2 separate regions of the Homo sapiens genome follow, and region 1 is linked to region 2. The links are chromatin loops, found by intact Hi-C in ENCODE. Cell type or tissue: mammary epithelial cell. All regions are shown on one strand.

Region 1 (2,500 bases), 410 kb after region 2:
ATAAATTTCAATTACATTTTTCTAATTGTATCTTAAGATTTAAGAGATACTAACAATGGACTTTAGTTGAAAGAAAGAATCTTTTTTAAAGGAAAGGATTAATATAGGGGATTAATTTTTAAAAATGGAAATGAAGACAAGATCATATTAATTGTGTTATTTTTTACTTTTCTGTAGTAACTAACTTGTTGGTAGTATTTCATGGTAAGATTTGTTATTGTCTAAATAAAGAAATCTATTTGGTTTTCCCAGATCTCAAAGATGCTACTATTTCTTACCGAATTTATTGCTTAACTCATTTGAAGATTAGTTTCATTTTATCACCAATTGTTGCTCTGGTGGTTCCCCTGTGAAACACAGTGAAATAATTCAAGGATTCTCAAATTTGAGAAATTTTGAAATTAGCTCTGTCCACTATATAGTTTTAAAAAGTACAAATTATTTGTTTCAAGTTACTATTCATTCTTGACTGTATTGTTGTTTTACCCCTTAAAGGCTGCTAATGAGAAATAGAGCCTCATTATGATTTTAAGGATGAGAGAGGAAGGCTTTTAATTAATGATATGTAAATGGTCTTGAATTGATTATGTTAGAATATCAAGAGAGATGGGTAGAAGCTGTGGTGTAATATATTTTAATTAAGAATTAATTAAAAATGATGGCAATTTCATAAAGCCTCACAGAAAATAGTGGAATTTACTTTCTGTCAGGAGTAAATTAGCCTGTGATTAAATAAAGGGCCTGCATTAATAGTGGAGTTATTTTTAAACTGTGCTATGAAGAATTATGTAATTTTTCCTAAATAAGTAAAATTAAAATTTAATATTTAAAGGTGGGTAGTAAATGGTGGCAGAGAGCTAACTTATTTTTATGACTCAAATATATTGTTTCTTCTTTATAAAATTTTGTGTAAATATTTTTAACCTCAGCATATACAGCATATAGCTTTAAAAGAATGGACTTTGTCTGTTCTATTGCCCATTTGGCATTGGGGATAAGGAATGCTCTTACACGTAGCCATGGCAGTGGTTTTCCTCTTGTACACAAGATCTGGGAAAGATCTTTACTGATGACTGAAAATTATTTTTAAAGGAGGTACTCTTCTTTTTTTCCCTGTTCTCCAGAGTTTAAAAACGTTTCTTCCTTAGATGTGGTTTTTCATTGTAAATAATACTCTTTCTTTAGAAACTCTAAAATGTGTATATTTCTTTACGTTGAAACCTGAAATTTCCCTGAGCATACCGTTTATTCAGACTCAGACTACACTATTTTTATAAACATTTTTTTCCACTAGTTTAGAGAAATGTTTTAAAAGGAAACTTGTCTTTGAGTTCAACTTGGATTGTAATTTGAATGTAGAAGAAAGGCTGCATAATCCAATCAAAGCATATATTTCATTAATGTTTTTTGTACATTAATACAGGGTATCTCAGTATAGTAGCTTATTATATTGAGTTATTATTTAAAACCCCACATAATACATTATGATACCCTCAACCTTAATTCAGTACTTCATACTTGTGAAACACCCCATAATGAGTAGTTGAATTTTGGGATTTTATGGATCATCCATATCAATAGTTATATAACTTGTGGGGTTTTTTAGTTTTTTTGTTTTGTTTGCTAAGTAGCTAAAAAAAAAAAAAAGATGTGAGTTTTACTTTGTCAGAACCTCCCACCATTCATTAATTCTCCTAACTCACCTATGTTTGCCTATTTAGCAAGTATGCCTCTTGTATGTGTAAGTTTGTGGTATGGTCATATTTGATGACGCTTCTGTGGTTCTTGAAACTCCAAAATACAGTTGTGGGAAAAGTGGAGAAACGAACATTCTCTGGTTCCCTCTGCAAATGCTGACCATTGCTGTTGATTATTGACATTTTCAAATTTACTTCAGTCACTGTAATATATAAAAATAAGCATCACAAATAAAAGTTGTCATGACCCTGTGAGGAAATTGTTGTTGATGTGCTATTTAACTTTTATTTACCTGTACATGCTGCTCAGAAAATGGTTTTTATGTACCAGTGTGTGTTATGCTGTTCATTGAAGTATTACCATAGCAACAGTAATATCTCTTGCTTTCATCTTAATGCTGATTTCAAGATACAAAGATAGTTTTTAAAAGACTGAATTTAACATATATAATGTTAATATGGTCCTTTTTAAGGAGGATAAATTACTTTTTTTTTTGGTAATAGTGTTAAATAAAGTTTTAAAGGCTAAATAGTCTGTTAGTGCCTCAATGAAATTTCTGTGTTAGCTACTTTGGATCAGTCTCCTTTTTTAAAAAAAGAAAGAAAGAAAGATTAAAAAAGAATTCTGTATGTTTTTATCTTGGGGTTTAGAAGACAGAAAAGAATGGTTAAGAGAAGGAAGTACAGATCCAATGGGAAACAGTTAAAAGATTTGGAACGTGTTTTGACTAGAGAAAAGTAGGCTAGGCTGGGCGCGGTGGCTCATGTCTGTAATCCCAGCACTTTGGGAGGCTGAGGTGGGT
Region 2 (2,500 bases):
CCAGGGGCAAGAGCCAGGTGTGTAGGGGCCGCACCATCTCGGCTGGCGTAAATCCACTCTATGCTCTTCGCAGCTGATGCATTTCTCAGAATGCATCCCTGTTGTTAAGGACACAGGACTGTCCTGCCACCCCACAGGGCTGATTTGCTGAGGGTCACAGGAGAGATTCTCACGGCTGGCCCAGAGCATGAGCTCCAGGGCCCTCACTGTTGTCATCTGCACAAGTGTTAAGTGCCACGTCCCCGCTGGGCCCGGTAGGCAGTGGTGGGCGGTGACTGAAGGATCCAGTCTAGACAGACAACCATGTTAATTCGCAGAGCTCAGGCCAGGACAGTGGGGCGGTGAGGGCCTTGGTTTCTGGGGTTTACGGTGGGGTTGGAGGCTGGGTCTCCAAGGGCCTCTTTCCCTGGTGTGTGATTTTTCAAAGAATCCAGGACAGAGTTAAACAGGCAGGTGCAGTCCCTGAGGACAGATGGCAGGATGTGGCTGGGGGGTTCAGAGGAGAGCTGGGGGCTGGGTGGAGTGAGAGGGGCAGAGCTCTCGGGATGAGTGGGTGGTGCTGGGAGACGAGCAGGGTCAGAGATCTGGAGAGGGGCGGAAAGAGGTTGCAGGCCTGGTTCAGCTGCCCCAATTCCACATAAAAACAGTCAGGGCTCGGTCCTCGGCCTCAGTTTCCCCCTCTGTAAACGTGGAAATGGTCCCTCCCTGTGGTGGCGCGGGGGACGGGGCCTCAGCTCCCCGGGCTCAGGAGATACCGCCTGGACCCGGGCAGCTTAAACACCCCTTCCCCTTCCACGAGGACCGAGTCCGAGGCCTGAGCCGGGCCGGGCTGTCTGCTGCAGGGCGGCGTCGAGACTTGGGGTGGGAGCCCCCGGAGGAGGAAGAGACGAACCGGGAGCCAGAGGGAGCCGGGTACACCGCGGGACTCACGGGGCGCCCCGGGGCCGGGAATCTAGCTACGGAATCCGGTCGGTAGGTGGCGCCGCGAGGCTGCAGTTGGGTTTCCGTCGCCCAGGCCGAGGGTGGTGCGGAGCCGGGACCCGCGGGGCTTCAGCGTCCCCCGTGGCCGTTCCCACCGCCGTCGGTCCGCGGAGATCCCAGGTGTTTTTAGGGCACCCAGGTTCACACCCCGTTGGGCCAAGACCGAGAGCGACGCGCGGGCACCGGACGGGGTGCGAACCCGGGGCGGACGGGCCCCCTGCCCCACCCCCTACTCCCGATCCCCGCAGCTGCCACCGCTGGGCCTCGGCTGCGAAGGCTCCAGAAACGGGTCCCCCGTACCCTCGGGCCTTCCCAGCCGCGCGGGCGTGCGAGGGAGCCGAGGTCCGGGAGGCCGCTAGGGCGGGGGCCCCGGCGTGGAAGGATCGCGCTCTGGGCTGTGTCCGTCGGCCGTGTGCGTGCGCGGAGGCCGTGGGCGCGGCCGGCAGGGGACCCTTCCTTTGTTCTCGCACTTCCTTCTCTGCGGGCCCTGGTCAGGGAGGACGCAAGGCCCAGGCTGCGAGCTGTGCCCGTGGGGACGCAAGCGACGGTGGGTAGGGACAGGCAGGCGCCCCTTCCTCCCGCTCAGCATCCAGCCTTCGGGCTCCCTGGCTGCTTTCCCGAGGGCAGCCTTGGCTGGGAAATGTCACCCTCCCCGGGGGAAGGAAGGGGAGCCGCGTGTGCGCGTCTTCCATGCGTCCTCCTGAGACCACGCCGCGCCCGGAGAAAGCCCTTTGATCCCCTCGCTATCTTTTCTTTTTCTTTTCTTTCTTCTTTTTTCTTTTTTTGAGACGGAGTCTCGCTCTGTTGCCCAGGCTGCAGTGCAGTGGCACGATTTCGGCTCACTGCAACCTCCGCCTCCCGGGTTCAAGCGATTGTCCTGCCTCAGCCTCCCGAGTAGCTGGGATTACAGGCGCCTGCCACCACGCCCAACTAATTTTGTATTTTTAGTAGAGACAGGGTTTCACCATGTTGGCCAGGCTGGTCTCAAACTCCTGGCCTCAGATGATCCGCCCACCTTGACCTCCCAAAGTGCTGGAATTACAGGCGTGAGCCACCGCGCCCGGACCCCCTCGCTATCGTGGATGCGGAACCTGCTCCAAGTCGCGCAGCTGGAAAGGGGCATCGGAGCCTCTGGGGGACGTCCCTGACTCGAGGCCGGGCCGATTTAGGGGGTGGAGGGTCGGATCGACTTCCCCCAAACCAGCCACCCCAGGGAGCCCCTGGAGGGGGCGAGCTGCCTGTGCCTGGAGGTGGGGACCATAGGTCCTTCCCAGCCCAAGGGCTCCCAGAATCCACACAGCAAGCGAGGCCCAGGGCTGGGAGGCGCCCTGGAGGGTGGGTTGGGAGAGGAGGTTCAGAGATGAGCGAGGCCCCACCCCGGCCAGGGAAGTCCCGTCCAGCAGAGCAGGTGGGACTTGTGGCTCATACCCGACGATGTGATCAGAGGAGGAGGGGGCAGGAAAGGTGGCCTTACAGGAGCCAGAGCTTGGGGGCCCAGACACACACCACACACACAGAC

The links. A loop is a pair of places that touch in the nucleus more often than their neighbours do. Peaks named below come from ENCODE experiments on the same cell type or tissue, not always from the same donor. Only the 100,000 strongest peaks of a DNase experiment are listed, where the experiment ranks them.
Region 1: it touches region 2 in a loop (10-fold over the local background); 2 of 110 quality-filtered maps call a loop at or near these places.

What each region holds. Positions count from the first base shown.
Region 1 is chr9:125,821,351-125,823,850 of GRCh38, forward strand. The region is part of intron 2 of PBX3 (PBX homeobox 3); the gene reads left to right. Among named protein-coding and RNA genes, the nearest start is that of PBX3, 75 kb to the left of the region's middle. In mammary epithelial cell, no CTCF peak of the experiment used is centred here; no DNase peak of the experiment used is centred here; H3K27ac peaks cover 429 bases.
Region 2 is chr9:125,407,173-125,409,672 of GRCh38, forward strand. No RefSeq gene overlaps it. Among named protein-coding and RNA genes, the nearest start is that of GAPVD1, 150 kb to the left of the region's middle. RefSeq lists enhancers at 523-1,117, 2,320-2,369 and a silencer at 970-1,279. In mammary epithelial cell, a CTCF peak has its summit at 976 (motif pointing right); no DNase peak of the experiment used is centred here; H3K4me3 peaks cover 1,031 bases.